2 separate regions of the Mus musculus genome follow, and region 2 is linked to region 1. Evidence: chromatin loops called from intact Hi-C (ENCODE). Cell type or tissue: gastrocnemius. All regions are shown on one strand. Each heading gives the region's core, and the rest is flanking DNA. Links, peaks and the distances in the headings are about the cores only. Region 1 overlaps Rftn1 (raftlin lipid raft linker 1). Region 2 overlaps Rftn1 (raftlin lipid raft linker 1).

Evidence for each region. Peaks named below come from ENCODE experiments on the same cell type or tissue, not always from the same donor. Only the 100,000 strongest peaks of a DNase experiment are listed, where the experiment ranks them.
Region 2: it touches region 1 in a loop (4-fold over the local background); 7 of 42 quality-filtered maps call a loop at or near these places.

What each region holds. Positions count from the first base shown.
Region 1 is chr17:50,116,225-50,127,790 of GRCm38, reverse strand. The region is part of intron 2 of Rftn1 (raftlin lipid raft linker 1); the gene reads left to right. Among named protein-coding and RNA genes, the nearest start is that of Rftn1, 68 kb to the left of the region's middle. In gastrocnemius, for the core only: no CTCF peak of the experiment used is centred there; no DNase peak of the experiment used is centred there; H3K27ac peaks cover 7,061 bases.
Region 2 is chr17:50,064,316-50,075,881 of GRCm38, reverse strand. All of the region lies in intron 4 of Rftn1 (raftlin lipid raft linker 1), which reads left to right. Among named protein-coding and RNA genes, the nearest start is that of Gm52302, 36 kb to the right of the region's middle. In gastrocnemius, for the core only: no CTCF peak of the experiment used is centred there; no DNase peak of the experiment used is centred there; H3K4me3 peaks cover 457 bases; H3K27ac peaks cover 1,348 bases.

The DNA of each region.
Region 1 (11,566 bases), core at 2,213-10,212:
TGAGAAAACCTTGGAGTGTGTGACTTGAAAGGATGTTGTGGGCCAAGGGTTGCACTTTCAAAGCATCTTTCTGATGATTATGCTGCTAATCTGCTGGAAAAAAACAGACCGAACTCTTTTTATGATGTGTGTTCAGAACAGGAACAGCGATGGCCCTAGGGACTTTGGGAGGGGACTGAAGTTTATAAAAAGTATGTGGGTTTTGAGAATTCTTTTGACCTTTCATTCTTGTGGATCCGAGATCACAGTTTCTGGAATTTAACATCTAAATAAGAGGTTGTTGGTATGATGTGCACAGAGAGTGTGCTCATTGCAATGCTTGTCATGGTTGGAAGGGCCATTTATGATGTACAGAGACAGGACAGCTCAGTGAAGAGCCCTCGCTGAGAATGCCAAGGGAAGCAAAGTAAAGGGCTTCTCTCGTGAGAACCGAAGCTAGTGGAAGGGAGGAGAAAACTTGGCTTTGCCGTTAGGCATAGTATTTTTCCCCCATGACAACAAACACATTGCTCCCCCAACTCCTTTTCTGACTGCTAGAGCCTGTTACCAGGACATTGCTGCCTGAGGCCCCGAGAATCCCAAATGTGCACTTTAAGTGTCCCTATGGCTCTTAGCTAAGCACTTAATTGCCTTCTCTGGTGTTTGTTTTGTTTTTTGTTTTTGTTTTGTTGTTTAGCATCCAACAGCATGGCACTAGCCTGGCACATAGTAGGTGCTCAATAAATGTCTTTCTGTGTTGCGATGTTTTATCAAAAATATCAGAGGCGAGGTAGTTTGTAAATAGCAGAGATTCATTTCTTGTTCTGATTCTGGAGGCTGGGCAGTCCAAGAACGAAGAATCTAAAACTGGATAGTGGTCTGGTCTGTGTCTGCAAGATGGTGTCTAGTTGCTGTATCTCCCTAGAGAAGGATCACTGTGTCTTCAATGGACAAAAGACAGAAGAGTAAACAGAGGCCCAATGCCTCTCCAAAAAGCTCCTTTTGTAATGGCATAAACTCCCTCATAAAGGCTAAGCCCTCAGGGCTTAATCACTTCTGAAAAAACTCGGCCTCTTAACACTGCCACGTTCATGGTTCAGTTTCCATCCTGTGAATTTGGGGGCCCATGTTTGGACCATGCCTTGCTTATTGAATTGTCTCCATGGCAGCAAATATGGTTCTGTGTAAGAATTAGTTGTGTGCTTTTGGTTCCAGACCCCAGGACAAGGGACTGGGGTGCATATCTTACAAACCTAAGCAGACCTGGCCTCCAGGTTCTCCCAGCATCCCACAGTCCCTACCTGGAATACCCTAACCCCAACCGTGAACTTTCCAGCCCAAGTGGGGGCAAGACAGGGAGATTAGGCTGCCCTTCCCCAAAAGGCTCTCCCCTATTAATCCAGACATTTTGGGATCCCAGATCTCTCCTTCCCTCTCTCTTCTCTCTTAGCGATCAGACTCTCTCTTTCTCTCCCCCTCACCTCTCTTCCTTCCCACGGAAACTTCCCTGGCCTCCTTTCCTGGGGCCAGTGAACTTGCTCAAGAGCAGTTTTCCAGTAAACCTGAATTTAATGTAATCTATTCTGGCCTGGATTGTCCCATTTTACCAGCTGAGAAATAACTTATCAGTGGGCTCATTGCGTTAGTCACTGTTCTTGTTGCTGAGTTGGAATGCTTGACGGAAGCAGCTTAAGGAAGGAGGATTTATGTGGCCCAGTTTGAGGATGTGATCCATCCAGGGGAGTCACGTGAGGGTCTGCTAGCCAATGAGTCCATAGCCGGAGAGGTGGAGGCTGGCTGTCTACCCTCTTGTTTTTATTCAGCCTGGGACCAGCCCATAGGATGCTGCCGCCCACATTTAGGGTGCATTTTCCATTTTCAGGAAACCTAGAAATACTTTGATAGATATATCCATAGGTCCGTTTCCATGGTGATCCAAGATCCCATCAGGTTGACAGTAACATTACCCATCGCACTTACCCACATTGATGTGCAATTGATTGGAATCTGGTTTCCCCAGATGGTATGTAGTGTGTTCAGTAAGGACAGAACCAAAACTAACAATTTTATTATAGCTGTGTGCTACACATTAGTGATTGGTCAACAGGGTAGTGGATAGAGGATTGCATGAGCTGAGTTTGCTGAGTGTCAAAGTGGCATCTTGCTTTTATAGGGACAGTCTGTGATGCCTGCAGACAGGGCAGGGTCACAGCGCAGTTCTCAGAATGTGTATTTATCATTAAACTAAGTATGGCTCTGTTCAGATTTGCTGATAGGGCCTGGGGAAATGGCTCTGTGGATAAAATGTTTGCTTCGCAAATGTGTGGGCTGCAGTTCAGATCTCTAAAGCCCATGTGAGGGTTAACAAGGTTGGTAGACTAGCTGTGTGGTCCCACCACACAGGAAACAGAGGCAGAGCATATCTGGGGCAAGCTGGCTAGCTAGAATAGCTGGATTGCTGAGCTCTGGGCTCAGCAAGAAACCCTGCTTCAACAAATAAAGTGGAGAACTATAAGAAAAGACATCTGATCCTGCCACACATGTGAACGTGCAGACAGGCATGCATGCTTGACAACATGTGAACATGTGGGCATGCATGCATGCATACACACATGAAAAAAATAATTTTACCAAACTGTATACATAGTTTTCTGAGTACAACAATGGTAACTGTTCTGAAATCTGAGCATAAAACTGTGGTGAGACTTGGCTACATTGTAGTACACTATGAACAAAGTATGCTAATAGTTGCCCTTTTCTGGGGCCACAGCTTGTCCTAGCCATCTATTCCCCAGGCTTGGAAAGGAGCTGCCAGATATGTATTGTTATTCTCTTCCTGTGAAGGATGACTGATGAGGCAGCCTCTCCAAAGCTAGTGTGTATGAGGTCATCCAGGGCTTGAGCCTGGAAAGCCTAAAACCGGAGACTGTACCCTGAGTCACTAAGCCAAACTGCATCTTGGAGGTGGCCTGCAACATCTGTGGAAGGGAACACATCTGTCCAGACACCCTATCCTCGGAAGCTTGTATGTGCTCTGTTCACACGTGCACTTGCTGAGGCTCTAAAGCAAGTGGAGGGATCTGTAACAGATCGGAGCCAATTTTCCTGGAAAGTTTTACATTCACTTCTTGAAGCTGTTAGATCTGCTGTTATCAATTAATGCATGTAGAATTCCTTGAGGTTTATTTATTTTTACTTTATTTGTGTTAGTATTTGTCTACATGTATGCATGTGGACCACACATGTGCACCTGGCCCCCATGAAAGCCAGAAGAGGGTGTTGGATCCCATGGAACTGGATTCATGGTTGTGAGTCACCGTGTGATGTTAGGAATCAGAAACTCAGATCCTCTGCAGGAGCAGTGTCAAGTGCTCTTAACCACTGATCTTTCTCTCTCCAGCTCCTCCACAGGGGTTTTTAATAACAGAAATGGTTCTGGGAGCCAGGCATAGTGGCTCATGCCTATAATGCCAGCATTTTGGAAGCTGATACAGGATTGTGGGGTTGAAGACAACCTAAGCTACAAAACAAAACACCCCATAAGAACCAGACCAACCAACTAGACAACAACAACAACACACACACAGACACAGAAACACACAGACACACAGATGCATAGACACAACTCAAGCACACAAACACACACACTGAACACACACATATTAGCAGGTACACATACATGTGCGTACACACACTGCAGACTCACCCTTTCAGCGACCACCATCCACATCTTTAAACCTGAGGGTTTTCCGTGTGGTTTGGGGATACCCAGAAGCACCCAAGACCCAAGTTGTTTTCAAAATCATCCTAAGATATCTGTTTCCTCTTTCATTCTCACGCGGGACTTCTCCAGAAGATTCACGGCATATGACTGCTTTGCCGCTGTTTAACCACCGCTTGGACATTCTTGTCTGAAAAAGTTTAAAATTTTCTAAAATGCATACCAAAGTTCTAGCCCCGACACACACACAAACTCGTGGGGGAACTTCCAAGCCCTTCCCCCTTTTAATTAATTTAAGATAAGGTCCCATCTATTACAGGTCCTTCTCCTACTCCGTCTGAGCCAAGAATGACCTTGAAGTTCTGGTCCTCCCGCCTCTACCCCCTGTGCTGGAATTACTGGTGCGCAGCAGCATACATTGCTCTCTGCTTCTTCCCCACTGTGAAGGACTGGACCCTTGAACTGTGTGCGGAAAGAAGCCCTTCCTTTCTGAAGTTGCTCAGCTCAGATGTCGTGTTATACAGAGACAAGTAACTGGTGTAGAAGATAGCCATATCTTTGGGATCTTGTAGGGTAGTCCCCAAGATCCCGAGGTCATGGGCCCTAACACTCTGTGGAGACTCTTCTGTGTATCCCTAGAGCATCCATTTGAATAGAGCAGGCTCCGTTCCTGCAATTGTGAAGGAGGCTTCTTAAGAAGGATGCTGGGATCAGGTTTTTCTGTGTGATTAGAACTGAGTTCTCCAGTCTTTTGCGTTACACCCACTCTGCTTCTCGGTCTTACGAATTAGCTGTGTGCAGATTAAGTGTCCTTAATCAGGCTATCTTGAATTACAATGTGAAGCTTCTGCCACATTCCACAGACTTCTTTGATTTTCCATTTCCTGTCTGTGATCACAGAATAGTAAGTGGCTTCCCAGGAACTGTGAAGAGGGCAGATTAGGGGGTGCAGGGACAGGGGGTGCTGGGTTAATTGATTAAAATCTTATCATTTCCGTGAGGGTTGGAGAGCCCAATCTGTATCGCTCCTTCTTGGCATCGTAGTCTCTCAAATTGTTTTATTATCGTCCTGACAGACCAGCTAATGTCTGATACTATTGAACCAGGGTGCTCTTGCCGTGAGCACTCATTACTCCACGATGAGATGATCTTCACTCTTAGTTGATTATTTGAGAGCTGTAAGAGCCCTCTGTGAGTTTTGAATTTCCGTGCCAATGTCCTTTGCGCCGGACCCTCCCCAGTGCTAACCCTCCTGGGCTTTGAGAACCACAAATGATGGAGTTCGTGTTCTCTGCTACAAAGAGAGTCACAGTGTGTGCCAGTGTTCACAAGATTCCTAACCTCTACTGTGGCCCGTTTCACTTCCTTTCTTGCCTCCGGGGTTAATGTGTATCACTTGTTATCAGTGGTCTTTGTTTTCCTGGCCCCAGTACCTTTGTGGAGGCTCTATGCCACAGTTTGAGAACTCTGAGTATCTGAGGTGAAGCTTTTCACACAGTTCTGAGAAGTGGAAGGGAGTAGATTGGGTTCGCTTGCTATGGACTTTCTTGCGTTCTTGCTACCCGACTCCTCCTAACATCATTTCTCCAAGTAAGACTTAAAGAGAAACACCGCAGAACAAGGTATTCTGACAGACAGACACCACTGAGTAAACTGGGAGCAGCCTAGGCAGCTGTCCCGCCTGGCTGCTCACTGATGCCAATAGTAACCTTGACTGCGGTAGACGTCTCAGGCTTTCTTCCTTGAAAAATAATCACTGATTTGTGTGTGTGTGTGTGTGTGTGTGTGTGTGTGTGTGTGTGTGTGTGATTCCACTTTATTTGAGACTAGATCACTTGTTCACTGCCAGGCTAGCTGACCTGGTAGCCCCTAAGGATTCTCCTGCCTCCCATCTTGACATAGAAATGTGAGGCTACAGATGCCCCCTGTGTCTGCCTTTTACATAGGTTCTGGGGATTCAAACTCAGATCTTCACACTCGGGGGTAATGGCACTATCCACTAAGCAATCTTCCCGGCACTCACTTCCTAGTTTTCTTCTTGCTTTCTGCTGGCTTCCTTGCTTAGCCTGTCCCTGCTCAGCAGCAAACACTAAGGACATCTCAAGGTTGTGCGTGGCTCCCACGCTTGTCTGCCGGTGACGAAGGTTCTCAGACTCTACTCTCCAGCCAGAGCTCCCATTGGTGCTGTAACACAGCATCATCTCTGCCGTGCCACAAGAGGTGCTTGCAGCAGTAGGTGTGACCAGAACCACGGAGCTACAACCGCCACTGTTCGGTGCAGGCCAAGATCTCAGAGCTGACTTGCTGTCTCTTTCACTTCTCAGCCATTTTCTTCAGAAAGGACTTGAAAGTAGAACAGGCAGTGAAAAGCAGGCCCCGGATGGTCTCTCAGCATTTGCTAAGCACTGTGCTGTAATTCTGGGGTCTGTACCAGTGCTTGTCCTGTCCCAGGAGCACCTTGACACACGTTAATTCCTCCCTGGTATTTTATATTGTTTAATGAAATTAGAAATTGGTCAGATGGAGGAAGCCACCTGAGGCAGCACACGTGGAGGACATCAGACTGCATCATGGGGCAGCGGGGGGAGCTCTGAGAAGGGCAGCGCCCTGTGTCCTGGTGGAATAGAGGCTGACGTCCCCATGTCCCTTTCTGATGATGGCTTCACTTTATGCTGTTTGTGGCCAGATGTTTTTTGGGGGTTAACTTCTCTTTTCTCTGCCATAGCTAAAGACAGACTTGTTCTTTGACTTAAAATGTCTTGCACAAGGGCTCCAAGGAGGTGTCTATGATACCTTAAAGAGGGAAGAGAACTTCAGGGGTGAGTCCTCCTTGGTAGTGCTCAGGAGAGGAAGGGATTTCCTGGGTGAGGGAGGAAACAGGGCAGGCTTGAATTCTGACTTCTCCATGGAGACATTTCCTCTTTGTGTGTTTAATTTTACAAATCTGGGATGAGTTTGAGGTAAACATGGGGTGTGGTTAGCCACCTGATACATCTGCCATCTGTCCTTGCCACCCCATCTCTCCCTCCCCCTGTGTTCTGTGGGGTCTAAGTGTTTTTTATCTTGCTTTTACCTCTTCATGTACTGGCCTCCGGCTGCTGAATATTGGTTCCTCTTAAAGGACAGTGCCATTTCCTGGATCCAACTCACTCTCCTGCATTCTACTTACAGAGCGTCCTGTCACCTTCTTCCTGGAGACCCTGCTGTAAGGTATTGCAGAAGCCATTATCAAAGTCTGGAATCTGACAAAGAAGCTACCACCCCCTCCCCATGCCTTTTCAGAGTTTATTGTTCAGTCCTGAAGATCTAACTAAGCTCATTTTGAGCTCAGCTTAGAAAAGAATTTTGATTACTCTATCTATCTATCTATCTATCTATCTATCTATCTATCTATCTATCTATCTATCAATTTGGGGGCTCATTTATGTCATGGCACATGTGTGGAGGCCAGAGGACAACTTGCAGGAGTTTCCTCCTTACACCATGTGGGATTGAACTCAGGTGGTCAATCTTGGCAGCAAGCTTCTTCACCTGCTGAGCCATATTGTTGGCCCCACTCTACCGTTTTACAAAGGGTTCCAGAACAGAAGGCCCATGGCTTTGACTGAGGAGCGAAAGACCTGTGTATGAACTGTAGATGCTGGTTAGGTCTGGACTGAAATTAGGCAGAAGGAACAGCACCCTGACATAGGACTCTGTCTGACCTAGAGATAGTTTGTGAGACAACTAAAACTATTAATAGCAATGACTCGCATGACTTTGGTGGCTTCCACAGAGCAGCCTGGGGACACAGGCCCAGTTCCTCTGCTGCCAGGATGTCATCTGACTCCCTTCGCATCTAATGGGATAGGAGCCATGCTTATCTGTCTACACAAGACTGAGGCAGCTCTAGATTTCCCTTCCTCCTCCTGTCATCAGATCCTTGTCAGTGATGATTTCATTTGCTCATTAAAAGAATGGCAGCACTACGCATGTAAAACAGCAAACAGGGACCTTGATGGGTGGCCAGCTATTTCTGATTTACTGTTCTGGGATTATTTCTTCTTCAGTGTATTTAACCTTTTCTCCCGCCTGAAGGTTTCCTTCTGGCACCTTCTGTAGGGCTGGATTGGGAAACACAAATTGTTTAACTTTGTTTCTCATCATGAGATGTTTTTCTTTCTCCTTTGCTCTTCTGCGTGATAGTTTTGCTGGATATGGTAGTCTGGCCTGGAATGTGTGTTCTTTCAGAACATGCAGAGCGTCTGTCTAGGACCTTCTGGTTTTCAGTCCCTAATCAAAAGTCAGGTGTTAGTCTAATGGGTCTGCCTTTATATGGGAGTTGATCTCTTTCCCTTGCAGTTTTTAATATCCTTTCTTTATTCTTTGCATTTAGCGTTTTGATTATGTATTTCGGAGACCTATTAGGCACCTGTTTCTTTATAGATGGGGGAAATTTTCCTCTGAGGTTTGGCTTAAAATATTTTCTGTGACTGTGAGCTCGGCCTCTTCTCCCTCTATAGCTGTCATTTCCAGGTGTGCTCTTTTGAAAGTGTCCCGGATTTCCAGGGTTTTGTACCAGAATTTTATTAGACTCAACATTTTTTTTTTGACTGAGCTGTTTCTACTACCTTGTCTTCAAAACTCGAAATTCTCTCTTCCACTTCAGTCTGCTCATGAGGTTCTCTGAGCCTTATGTCTCACCTCCCCAGATTTTTTTCCAGTCCTATTTCAGCCTGGCTTTCCCGTTTCTTTGTGAAACTCTATTTTCATGTCTGGAAATGTTTGCATTATTTCATTCGACTGTTTGTGTTTTTGAGAACTTCATTAAGACGTTTATTCATATCCTCTTTAAGGTCCTTGAACATATTTCCTAATTGCTATTTTGGAGTCCTTGTCTCGTGCTTCAGCTAAATTGCTTTCCTTGGGGTCTGTTGCAGTAGGGGTGGCAGGCTTCTGGTGGAGGTTGTTTGTGACTGTGTTTTTTCAGCTGTTATCTGGAGTCGTGGTGTTTGTAGTGTTTCTTGGAGTGGATGTCTTTGTTGGGTGGGTGTTCAGTTCTTCGGTTGTCGTTACCTCAGTCTTGTCAAGTTGTGAGTGAGCAGCAGAATGATTTGTGGTCTTGAGTCTCATAACTCCTCTAGGGTTTAGGATTCAAGCTCTGACAGGCCCAGATTGAAGTTGAGGCTGGAGTTCTGGGTTACTACTCCAGCAGTCCAGATCATTGGGGTTGAGTAGGATTTGAGATAGTCCAGCTGGTGGTGAAGGGGACTGACCCAAGAGGTCTCTGAGTAGTAGTCATTCCAGCTCCACAAGGGTGGTAGTGAAAAAATGGAAGACCTAGGGGTGTTACCCTATGTCTGCCCTGGATGCTGATGGATTAGTCAGTGTCCCCTAGAGAAATAGAACTGATAGAATGAGTATATATATACATATATATATATATATATATATATATATACACACACATATGGCACATATATGTATATTTAACACATACACTATATATCATTATATTTAACATTTATATTTGGTATATATTATTTATTATATTTAATATATGTAAAAATACATAAAAAGTATATAATATGTATGATGTTATATAAATATAAAATCTATTTATATGTAAAATATATAGTATATAAACAACACACATATGTGTATATATATATATGTGTGTTTGTGTGTATATATATATGTGTGTGTGTGTGTATATATATATATATATATATATGTTTATATATATGTTTATATACATATATATAAACATGGTTTATCAGAGTGGTTTACAGAGTGGTCCAGCTAGACTAGCAATGGCTGTATCCCAAAGAAAAGGCCAAGAACCCAATAGTTGTTCAGTCCACAGCACTGGATGTCTCAGCCTGGCTGTCAATATACATCACAATCCCAAATAAGTGTCTTCTAATAACAATGAAGGAATGACTCTGAAGCAGGATTGATGGACTTGGCATCAAGAGTGAGGACAAACAGACAAAAAGCAGAAGTTCTACATAGGCTACCACCAGAAGATGTGGCTGAGATTTAGAGTTCATCTTCTGACCTCAGAAAATCCAGATTTAGGGTGGGTCTTTCTGACTCAGTTGATCTAGTCAAGAATTTAATCCCTCACAGCTATGCACAGCCACTTAAGTTTTAGCTGATTCCAGATGCGGTCAAGTTGACATCCAGGATGAGCCATTACAAGTGGTAAGGCCCAAAGGCCTGGAGATGGGTTGGAAGGATAGACTGAGGTGTGAGCCACTGCTGGACTTCGGGCTTCGTTCTAGAGTAGGATGGAAGAGAGGAAGGAGGCGCAGGTGGTCCACCTGGGTCCCAGCCCAGTGTGCTGCTGTGCAGTCTCCGATAGGGAGGGAGGGGACAGGCTGGAAGGAACAGCCGAGGACAGCTGAGGAAGAAGAGGAAGGACTAGGGAACCTTGGGTCTCTACCACAAGTGTTGAGTGTCAGGCAGGTCCTGTGGAGATGAGGTGGACGAGGAGAGGCAGGCAGTACCTAGAGAAGCTAGCATGGAGGAGGGTGGAGAGGCACAGGGAGTCTAGCTGGGTTCCAGTTAAAGTGGTGGCTGTAGGGTCCCTGGTAGAGACAAGTTGTTTGGTAGACAAAGGATCATAAAGGAATAGAGATGGGCGGGGGGTATGGCTGAGGAGGGTGGCAAAGAAGAACTAGGGGGACCCTGGGTCTACACCAGGAGGCTGAGTCCCAGGATAATGGTGGACTAGAAAGGGGAGCCTTGGTAGCATCCTGAAGAGCAAACACTTATAGGCTCATGGAGCAAAACAATGAGAGGCCTTGGTGAAGTTTTGTGTGTGTCCCCCCCCCCCCGCCCCCATCACTTTGGAATGGGACAGCTAGTGAAAAGCCAAGGCTGAAGGCACTCGGGAATTCCTGATTCTGGCCCATCCGGTTAAGGTTTTGGCAGCTCTTCCCATTTCCCCATTCCATGGTGTTATGGGTTTATTTTGGGAAAAAGGAGTGTGACCTTCCTTGAAGCTGCAGCTAAAGGAAACTTAATAAGGAATTAGATTAGCACCATAAAAATAAAAGTCAAAAAAGGGAATAATGTTTCCATGGACCATGATAAAATGCATCCATTTAACCCAGAGGTTCCAGATACACCTACTCTGTGACTGGCCTGCTCTGTGACATACCTGTTCTGTGACATACCTGTTGTGTGACATACCTGCTCTGTGACACACCTGTTCTGTGACTTACCTGTTCTGTGACACACCTGTTCTGTGACACACCTGCTCTGTGACACACCTGTTCTGTGACCAACCTGTTCTGTGACACACCTGTTCTGTGACTGACCTGTTCTGTGACTGACCTGTTCTGTGACACACCTGTTCTGTGACACACCTGTTCTGTGACTGACCTGTTCTGTGACTGACCTGTTCTGTGACACACCTGTTCTGTGACTGACTTGTTCTGTGACACACCTGTCCCTTGACACACCGGTTCTGTGACTCACATGTTCTTTGACTCACCTGTTCTGTGACCAACCTGTTCTGTGACACACCTGTTCTGTGACTAACCTGCTCTGTGACACACCTGTTCTGTGACACACCTGTTCTGTGACTCACCTGTTCTGTGACTCACCTGTTCTGTGACCAACCTGTTCTGTGACACACCTGTTCTGTGACTGACCTGCTCTGTGACTCACCTGTTCTGTAACACACCTGTTCTGTGACTCACCTGTTCTGTGACCAACCTGTTCTGTGACACACCTGTGCTGTGACACACCTGTTCTGTGACTGACCTCTTCTGTGACTGACCTGTTCTGTGACACACCTGTTCTGTGACACACCTGCTCTGTGACAAACCTGTTCTGTGACACACCTGTTCTGTGACACACCTGTTCTGTGACTTA
Region 2 (11,566 bases), core at 1,827-9,826, 52 kb after region 1:
ATAACAATTTTCATGTGACGGCTGAAACATTACGCAGTCGTTTCTCCTTGACAAGAAAAGAAGCCCGTGACATTGTTACTCAATGTCAAAGCTGCTGTGAGTTCTTGCCAGTTCCTCATGTGGGAATTAACCCACGCGGTATTCGACCTCTACAGGTCTGGCAAATGGATGTTACACATGTTTCTTCCTTTGGAAAACTTCAATATCTCCATGTGTCCATTGACACATGTTCTGGCATCATGTTTGCTTCTCCGTTAACCGGAGAAAAAGCCTCACATGTGATTCAACATTGTCTTGAGGCATGGAGTGCTTGGGGAAAACCCAGACTCCTTAAGACTGATAATGGACCAGCTTATACGTCTCAAAAATTCCAGCAGTTCTGCCGTCAGATGGACGTAACCCACCTGACTGGACTTCCATACAACCCTCAAGGACAGGGTATTGTTGAGCGTGCGCATCGCACCCTCAAAGCCTATCTTATAAAACAGAAGAGGGGAACTTTTGAGGAGACTGTACCCCGAGCACCAAGAGTGTCGGTGTCTTTGGCACTCTTTACACTCAATTTTTTAAATATTGATGCTCATGGCCATACTGCGGCTGAACGTCATTGTTCAGAGCCAGATAGGCCCAATGAGATGGTTAAATGGAAAAATGTCCTTGATAATAAATGGTATGGCCCGGATCCTATCTTGATAAGATCCAGGGGAGCTATCTGTGTTTTCCCACAGAATGAAGACAACCCATTTTGGGTACCAGAAAGACTCACCCGAAAAATCCAGACTGACCAAGGGAATACTAATGTCCCTCGTCTTGGTGATGTCCAGGGCGTCAATAATAAAGAGAGAGCAGCGTTGGGGGATAATGTCGACATTTCCACTCCCAATGACGGTGATGTATAATGCTCAAGTATTCTCCTGCTTTTTTACCACTAACTAGGAACTGGGTTTGGCCTTAATTCAGACAGCCTTGGCTCTGTCTGGACAGGTCCAGACAACTGACACCATTAACACTTTGTCAGCCTCAGTGACTACAGTCATAGATAAACAGGCCTCAGCTAATGTCAAGATACAGAGAGGTCTCATGCTGGTTAATCAACTCATAGATCTTGTCCAGAAACAACTAGATGTATTATGACAAATAACTCAGCAGGGATGTGAACAAAAGTTTCCGGGATTGTGTGTTATTTCCATTCAGTATGTTAAATTTACTAGGGCAGCTAATTTGTCAAAAAGTCTTTTTCAGTATATGTTACAGAATTGGATGGCTGAATTTGAACAGACCCTTCGAGGCTTGCCATCATTCAGGTCAACTCCACGCGCTTGGACCTGTCCCTGACCAAAGGATTACCCAATTGGATCTCCTCAGCATTTTCTTTCTTTAAAAAATGGGTGGGATTAATATTATTTGGATCTGCCGTATTATAGTTCACTCACTGAACCTGAAGCTCGCCATTTTATCTAGAATGTATGCCCAGCAATGATTCTGATGACAAGTGTACATGTCATAATTGGTTTTTACATTGATTCTGAATAGCCGAGCTTGGGTCTTCATGCATGAGCAGCAAATCCAGGAGCCAGTTTCCAGCCTGTAACTGTTTTGTGAGACAGGGTCTTGTTATGAGGCTGACCTCAAACTCTTTTTTCTTCCAGACAGGGTTTCCTCTGTGTAGCCCTGGCTGTCCTGGAACTCACTCTATAGACCAGGCTGGCCTCGAACTCAGAAATCCGCCTGCCTCTGCCTCCCGAGTGCTGGGATTAAAGGCGTGCGCCACCACTGCCCGGCCCTGGCCTCAAACTCTTGATCTTCCTGCTTCAGCCCCTAAAACTGGGATTACAGGCACGTGTCCACACACTCCATTCAACATAGAACCTTTTAGGAATGCCTTCCCCACAACCACATTTCTGCTTAGTATCAGTTACTAGCCTAGCTACACAATGTCTCTTTTAAACTCTACAAATTTTATAAAAGTGGAGTCTTCCCCCCCCCCCCATGTTTCAAGAAGCAATTTTATCCTGTGCAACTTTTTGTCTTGTGACTCTGTCATCCGAGAGATGACAGGGACACCTGGCGCAGACACTACCTTCATATGTTTACTTCTGACACCTATCATTTGGAATCCGAATTCTTACCGTTTATTCATGGCGGCAGCAGGGACAGTCTGATGTCACACGTGCGTGTGCATCTCACACCTGGCGGATGTTTGACCTCACCCTTCTGTGAATGCAAAGTCTTAAGGAATCATGTGCTATCTGATGACCTTTATAAAAAAAATAACAGGGAAAAGTCCGTTTTATTGAAGTCAGTATAAAAGTGGCCAGTGAGCGAGGAGTTAGCACAAATGAGCTTGCCATGGCGGTACAGCTGAGATCCCAGCACTTGGAAGACTGAGGCTGGAGGATCCTTTCGGACTAGCCTGGGTCTTCCGCTTGCTCCAGGCCTGGCTGTCGCCCAGATCACAGTGGTCCCTTTGAATTTATGTACGGAATCTCCCACCTGCCATTGTAAAAGCTATCTGAAGAAAACGTAGTATAGCCTCCCCTCAGTGCTTTACGAATTTGATGCTCTAGGAAGTTTTCAACGTTTACCGAATGTATCCCCACGTTTGTTGCCTCGCAAGCCACATTAAATTAACTCAAGCTTTCTTCATTTGTGTGTTCTTCCCAACAAGGGATTGGAGGTTCCTGTTCAGGGGCACAGAGCCCCTGTGCCATGAGAGATGCTCTGAAGTCCAATGGGCAACGTCCACACTTTGCTTCTGCCAGGTCTGAGTGTGTGTGCCGTGTGTGTAAGGACTATGCCTACTGCCTTCTTGTTCAAGTTAGTTATGCCAGCCTGTGAGAGTTCCTTGCAGTGGGGGTCATTTTTATGATCTGTTTCCAGATACCTACTTGGGTCACTTTTTTTTTTTTCATTTCTTTTGAATCTTTGCTTGCACCTCACCTTCTTTGTTTACTTATTTAGACAGGCTCTTAGGCTGACCTTGAACTCAGTCCACCTCCCTCTGCCTTCTACTCGGTGGGGGTATGGGCATTTTTCTGCACCACACACCTGGTGCCCACTGTCTTTCCCCATTACTGAGATTGTAATTGGTTGCACTGGGAATCAGCAAACAGACATTTCAAGTTGTTCATAATTTGTAACATGCATCAAAAATTTAAAAAGCTGTGTATTATTACATTTCTTAAAGACTTGTTCCAATGGTACTCCTACTTCAAGATGGAGGCAGATACTCCTGAAGAGAATCTCATGTACCGGCGTCTTCAGATGATGGCAATCTCTGTCCGAGGGGGATGTATGTAATGCATGACTGCAGGTGTGGAGCCTCGAGGAGGATGCTGGGTGTTATGCCATGACACTTTCTTTCGCATCCTGACTTCAGACAGGGTCTTTCAGTGAACCAGAGGGGTCCCCATCTCTGCCCCTACCCAGCCCTGTGGTAATAGATGTGGCAGCTCCAAGGGTCCCCATCTCTGCCCCCCAGCACTGGGGTAATATACACTGATGTGCCCAGCTTTGACATGGTGCTGGGAATTTGAGCTCAGATGTTCACACTTGTGCAGCAAGCTCTCTTGCCTACTGAGCCCAAGCCCCCTAAACTGAATCACCGTCAGCAGAGATGTTGAGGGGAACATGAGGAAACATTTTGTTTAGAAAACACATTGACTAAAACCAGCATGGGCTAGAAGTCATTTAAACTCTTAAAGACCTGTGTGTCACCATGTCAAAGCTGGGCACATCAGTGTATATTACCCCAGTGCTGGGGGGCAGAGATGGGGACCCTTGGAGCTGCCACATCTATTACCGCAGGGCTGGGTAGGGGCAGAGATAGGGACCCCTCTGGTTCACTGAAAGACCCTGTCTGAAGTCAGGATGAGAAAGAAACATGGCATAACACATGTGTGTTCTGAGTCTCCATTGCCACGTAGGGGTGAATGTTGGTTACCTTTCTGTTGCTGTGGTAAAATGCCTTGACTGAGTTGAGCCTCAGAAGGGTTTAGTCAGAGCTCACAGTTCCAGGGAGGCAAGAGTCTGTCACCCTCATGGTGAGGAAGTGTGGCAACTGGTAGGCATGGTGACTAGATCAGCTGTGAGCTCACATCTCAAGCCACAAGCAGCAAACAGCGCGAGAACTTGATACTTCTCGTGGCTTTTGGAACCGCAAAGTCACACCCCCTAACCCTACCCAAATGGCACCACAAACGGGGGCCCAAGTGTTCAAGCATCTAAATCTATGGGGGACATCTCATCCAAACTGTCACACTATTCTAAGACAAGAACAAAACAAACGAACAAAACCTTTCCACCTGTGGAATGTTGACAGGCAGGCAGTAACCCACCACGGCTCCACAGTCTACTGTTTCCTGCTTGTAAAAAGCATAAAAGAGGAAATGATTCCCTCTCTATTAAAAAATGGTTCTCACTTTAAAAATGGGATGAGGGTAGGATTAGGATTCTGTATCTTGCACTCACACATGTGCTCACGTGCGCTCACACACACACACACACTACAGAGCCTATACAGACTGGCTGGTTTCAGCCCTGACATATTCAAGACATTCCCTCTTTGAAAGAAAAAAATGTCTGTAGAGTTGTTAAAGAGTTGAGTTTATAAAACCATCCACATATAATAACACTCTGGATTGCCCAGGAAAGGCAACAGGAGTTTGGGCAGAGGCTTATGTCCTTCACAAAGCCAACCCAGCTTCGTTTCTGGTGTCCCTGGGTGCTGTGGCTGGGTCTCTGTTGCTAGGGTGACCACCATGGCCTTGGATTCCCCCTTCCCTTTTAATTTTATCTATTTCAATATGAAGATTGTTCCTTCCCCTCTGCGGTTTCATTGCTACTTTGGCTGCAGCAGATAAGTTTGACAACCTCTTTCTCCCCTCCTCAGCTCTTCCTTCACCACCCTTGAGGCCTTCGGCATCTTCATAGCTGAGACATATATAGTGTTAAGGGGTGCAGGGGTGGGGGAGGGGGTGGCAGTGGGCTTCACTTGATTTCACTGCTGTGACCTGCAGCAGGACTGGTAGGGTACCACCCCACTCATTTCTTACAGAGCAGTCTTTCCTACCTCTGTTTACTCTAGTATTTCTTATTGCTTTTAACTTATGTCCTATTTATTAATTTTATTCATTCATTCATTCATTATTCATTCATGAATGACAGTGGTTCAGGCTTCCCTGGAACTTGCTCTGCAGACCAGACAGGCTTTGAACTTGCAGAAATCCTCCTGCCTCGGCTTCATAAGTGTTAGGACCACAGGGATATATGTAGCTCCTGTCTCCCTGTCAGCTCTTGAGTCATTTGCTATTTTTGCTCTCTGGGCTACTTGCCTTGTGTTGCCTCTCTTCTCTGTGCCGATGGCAAGTTTCTTGGCACTTGGAGGAAGGTAAAAGTGACAGCCATGTGTTTCTCAGGCTGGCAACTCCTCCTCCTTGGATAGGAAGGAGTTGAAAGGTGACACCAAGAAAGAGAAAGTGCAAAGGGAGGCCGTGAACAGTCAGTATCTTTGTCCTGTAACTCAGAGCCTCTCTAGTCAGCATTTGGGCGGTTGGCAGTTAGTTCAGTCAGCCCTCCCTGGCAGTGGCTGGGTTAGGTGTCACATCACACGTACCCACTTGATAACTTTGCAGCATGCCGGTTACAAATGTTTGCTGTTACCACCAGTGGGGGCAGGGAGGAGATAAGCGATACATATCATTTCTATCGGTATGTCTGTGGTCTTTTGAGAAGATGGATCAATCGTGTTTTGAGTGCTAATTATGCACTGTCAGGGAATACATGTGGGAGCTGGGGGCGGCTACAGTGGTGCTCAGCCCCCCCTCTGTGAAGCCTCCTGTCTGCCAGGCATTTGTCATCTAAAAGATAAGTGGAGAAGCTGGTGCGAGGGCTGGGGTGTCTTCTCAGTGGAGTGAGTTGATCCTGGCAGAGCTTTGGCTGCCTGCTGCTGTCTCCCCAACACTTGAAGCAGTCAGTCTTGTAGCTGTTGACTCGGGGTCTCTTCTGAGAGTTCTGAGAGCCAGAGCCTTAGGAGCTCCACCCCCTGTAGGTTACCCTCTTCTCATCTCTTCTTCTTTTCCTTTCTTTCTTTTTCTTTCAGTTTTTAAATTATTCCTCCTGATACCAAAGAGGTCAGGGATTAGGATGCTGGCCCCGGTTGGGTCTCAGTGGCTCAGACCCTTATGCATGAGCCTCCTGGGCACAGCTCTGTCTTCTTTCTGCTCTTCATACAGCCCTACCAATATTTGTTGGTTGCTATTTTTAACGTATTTTTAATCTATTCTTTAACAGATGTCATCAGAATTCAATGGGTTATTCTTTTCCCAATTTTTCTTTCTTTCTTTTTTTTTTTTATTTAAAAATGAGCACTGCCATCAGTCAACTGATCTGTTTGTGAGAGAAGTCTAAACTTGAAGTGATGCAGCTGTTACATCAGTCTTGACTTCTGTGTTTCAAAGAATGAAAACTAGGGAAGTTTGTCACCGTGGGGGTGGCACTGTGACATACAGAAGGCGAGAAAACCGAAGTCACCTGCTATCACACATGCAGCTGAGAAATGAAAGAAAACGGAATAAAGTTCCATGTAACTCACTTCTAAATCCACACCTCCAGCGGCAGCCTGTGGCTGCTTCCCCACATCATTGCAAAGGAAATGGGGAATAGGGATGGTAATGGGGACAGGGATGTTATTCTAGGGGTAAAAAAGAGATTGTTATGCAGGATATTCGAAGTAGATGTATAAAAGTATGTGAAAATATAGAAAATTTTGAAAAAGAAGTTATTTAGATGCATTCCCCGTAGAAACGGTGTTTGATGGAACTGTTCATTGCTTGGTGTAGAAACTTGACTTTCAATGACTCCCTGTTTTGGATATGAGGCAGTTGTATCTCTAACTGAGCCGCTCCCTAGAGGGTGATGGGAGCCTCTCTCTGTGCTGCCTAAGCCTGGAGCTCAGAGCCTCTGTGCCCGTTCTGTTCCTCCTGTGCCTGGGAAGGTAGGTACAGTTCTACCCTTCCGTCAGCCTTGAATAATACATCATCATTAATTCATGCACTGCACATTTGTAACTTGCGATAAACAAGAAGCAAGTCTCGGTTTGCCTACGAGGAGTTTCCTGAGCCTATTAATAGTGTAACCCTCAGTGCAGGGCAGTGTGTTTATCTCACGGGCATCCACCTGCATCCGCAGTTTGGATGCAGCATGGCAAACTGAGAGCCTAATGACTTTCCTCATAGCCCTGAAGGCCCACTCCTGAGGAACATTTGCATTCTCTTTATTTACATTTCTGCATCTCTGAAGGTACTGCTCAGCCAGTCTTTTATGGAGGGTTTGGAGGTTTCCTTGAAGAAGCCACTAAGTCACTTGTGGATACAAATTAGTGAGGGTCTTTGTATTTCAAAGGAAGTTAGGTGGGGTGTGATGACTCATGCCTGCAATCCCCCACCTCAGTAGGCTAGTCTATGTGAGAAGCTGCCTCAGAACACCAAGGCAGGGAAGGAGGCTGGAGTTGGGGAGGAAGTAAGAGAGACAGAAAGGTCTGATAGCATGTATTTACCACCTAAGGATATTGGTTTATAACAGTAACAGCCATTTGTTTGCCCCAAAGTCTTCAAGTAGGCAGAGGGAGCCACATTCCCAGTGGTGGGATACAGAGTTCCCACTGGGTGGCATGGGACTGGGGTCTACCTTCAGGGCATGGTACCCTCATCACTGGAAGATGGATGCTGCTTGTTACTCGGCCTACTTAAACCATGACAGACCCTAAAAGAAGAAGGTTGAAGTTCATGGAATTTGTATGAGCTGCCTCAAAATGTCACATGATTCTCCACTTCACTCAAGAGGTGTCACAGACACCCACACTGACTGGAGCACAGGACACTTCTGAAGACACCACCTCTCTCGGTGTAGGTGTGGAGGGTTCTGGTTCACCACACGGACTTGAGAGAAATGAGTGTGGCCATCTGTGGGGGGAAAAGAGCTTTTCACACACAGGGGCTCTGAAGCGACAAGGTCATGTTCAGTCCATTCTACTAGGTGAGGCTGAGGCAGTGCAGAATAAAATAGAATGCATAGAAAACAAGAAGTTAAGACGTGGAGAATTCAATGACTGATGAGCCAGGGAGAAACAGTCACCCCGTTAAACCCCCAAATTGGTTATCCACTTTCAAGTAGTCATCCCTGGAATCACATCTTTGCAAGAGATACTGAGTGCCTCAGCAGATTGCATTTATTTATCTATCATGTATAGTTATATGAATTGATGGCAGCTAAAGGGAAAGAACCATGAAGAAGAAAGGATTATATTTCATTGTAAATACATGTATTTGTTTAAAAATAAATTGAATATTAAATGTAAGCATTACTGGACATCAGTAATAATCTTTTAAACGGTGTATATCCCCAGATCTTGGCCCCTTCCCCCAAATAACCTATTGTTACACAAAGGGACCTCCATCTTTGTGGTATATAAAACTCTCAAGTCACATCTGTCTTCTAAAATTGTCCTCCTGTTCCCCAGGGTATTTACAGAGTGTTTTATTTACAATAAAACATTCAGGTTTTTTTTTTCAGCATATCATAATAGAAACCAGTTCCAAGTCCCTAGTTTAATGGTGACATTTACCCTGGGACATCGAGGTGCCGTTAAGGCCACATTGTATATTTGTTAGTTTGGACTCAAGGGTAATTTTTTTTTTTTTTAGAATAGGTCTTCAAACCAAGGGTTAAACCAAGCATAATGATGCCCAACTGCAGAGTCTCAACATTTTGTTAAAGTGCCTTTTAGTAATGTCATGGAAGCCCCTGTAAATGAGGGAGCGCTGGGGAAAGTCACAGCGCTGGGATATTAAAGCAGCGAGGTGTGAAGACGGGCATCTGCTCCTGCTCACACTCTCGGGACTCTGTCTCCTTGCCTCACTGCTGAGCTTTGACTTCCATGGAGACTCTAAAGATAGATTTCTAGAAAATTCCCTGGAGTTCTAATAAGCCCTTGATATTCAGGGACACCCCACCCCCAGCTTGCTGTCTCAGGTCACTGGTGTTACTGAAGTATAAAATTGGGGCTGCTGATTCAGCAGCCCCCCCCCATCCCGCACCCCCACCACCCACCCTCCACCCACCCACCCACCCCACCCACCTGGTAGTGGCTGGCTGCCTGTTTGGGGGTATTTAGGGAAATGTGTTACCTCATCTACACAAAGGCCCAGGTTGGGAAGCTGCTCACCATGACAGTAAGCACTCAGGCTAACATTGCCTCCACTTTCTTCTTCTTGAGGAACTTGGGTTGTTAGAAGATGATTAGAAACCCGGGGTGGTATGCTGCTTCATTTTCTTAATGGTGCTGTCTCGAGAGGGAAGCCCTTAAGCCTTGCTGTACTCTGGACTGAGTTCCCTTTGCTATAGGGAATGATAAGGAATAGCCTGGGGTGGTATTGCACAGTTGTAACCCCAGCACTTGCAAAGCAGACGCAAGAGGATTGTGAATTAAAGGCTATCCTGGACCACTTTAGTAAATTATAGGTCAGCCTGCACTACAGAGAAAGAAGCTAGAACTACCCAATAATATGTAGGTTTTCAGAATCTCAAATGAACATATTTTCAAATCGCCTGGCCTCTCTTCTAGGTTGCTTTCTATTGCTGCGATACATGCTGAGCAAAACCAACGTGGGGACGAAAGGGTGTCTTTTGCTTACATGTCCCAGGCCTAGTCCATCACAGAGAGATATCGGGGCAGGGACAGAAACAGAGGCCATGCAGGATCGCTGCTCACAGATACTGGTGCAATCACATCCCAGGCTCTTCCTGTCACCCTCCCTGTCTCAGTCAGTTTGCTTTTTCTTATAGCCAAGGACCACCCTTGCACAGGGGTGGCACCACACACACCAATAATTAATCAAGGAAATGTCCCCTAAAGATTTGCAGACCAACTGATGAAGACACACACAATCTAATGAGCCCCAATCTCCATGGTGATCAGCTTTAATTGTCACCTTGACAAAACCTAGAGTCACCTAGGAAGCGAGGAATTATTTAGATTATGTGGGTTTCTGAGCTTGTCTGCAGGGTTGTCCTGATTGTTAATTGAAATCTCAGCCCATTGTGGATGGCACCAGTCCCTAGACAGGGGCTCACAGACACTCAAAGAGTGGAGAAAAGCTACCTAAGAGCAAATGAGATAGGTCTGCATGCATTTATTTCTCTCTGCCCCTGACCACAGATGTGATGTGACTAGCTCGTAAGCACCTGCCTTGCTTCCCCCTTAGTGATGGACTGTGACCTTAAATTGTGAGAGAAAACTTTCTCTTCTAGTCTTTTCTGCTTTGTTTTGGTTTTTTTTTTTTCGGGACAGGGTTTCTCTGTGTAGCCCTGGATGTCCTGGAATTCACTTTGTAGACCAGGCTGGCCTCAAACTCAGAAATTCAACCTGCTTCTGCCTCCCAAGTGCTGGGATTAAAGGCGTGCGCCACCACCGCCTCCTTCCTGATGTAGTCTTGATTGTCTTCCCACTGCTGGAGAGCCATGACACCACACCATAAAGTAAAATGTCCACAATCCAAATACTCTAGACTCATTCAGAGGTAGCCCAGATATTCATAGTACAGGAAACAACAGAGGTAATGGTAGTGTAAGTGTGTGTGGTACATTAAAATGCTGATGAACATTAATGACAGCTGCCTGGATTTCATTTTGACTTGCCCCTGGACTATTTGCTGGATGACACTGGGCAGATTGCCTATCTATCTCTGCCTCAGTTTTCAAGTCTGCAGCGTGAGTATTGAAAGGAAATGCCTGTTTATGATAGACTGTTTTGGTCATCAGCTTGATACAATCTAGAATCACCTGAAAATTGACTCCTAATAGGGGATTATCTTGATCAAGTTGGCCTGTGGATGAGTCTACGGAAGATGGATGTCTTAGTCAAGGTCTTTATTCCTGCACAAACATCATGACCAAGAAGCAAGTTGGGGAGGAAAGGGTTTATTCAGCTTACACTTCCATGTTGCTGTTCATCACCAAAGGAAGTCAGAACTGGAACTCAGGCAGGTCAGGAAGCAGGGGCTGATGCAGAGGCCATGGAAGGATGTTCCTTACTAGCTTGCCTCCCCTGGCTTGATCAGCCTGCTCTCTTATATAGAACCAAGACTACCAGCCCAGAGATGGTCCCACCCACAAGGGGCCTTTCCCCCTTGATCACTAATTGAGAAAATGCCTTACAGCTGGATCTCATGGAGGCATTTCCTCAATTGAAGCTCCTTTCTCTGTGGTAACTCCAGCTGTGTCAAGTTGACACAAAACTAGCCAGTACAATGGAAGACATCTTAATTACATAAACTGACACGGTTGGGACCATTCCCTGGGCCTTGGCTTCTGGGCTGCATGTGCGGAAGTGAGACAGGCAAGCATTCACTCTCTCTGTGTGTTCTTGACTGTGATGAGATTATCTGTTTAAACTTCCTGCTGGCTTGAGAGGCTTGGCTTCTCCTCAGAGTTGGACCTGGGACCTAGGACTGTGAGCCCAAATAAACCCTTTCTTCCCTGACGTGCTTTTGACACAGCAACAGAAACG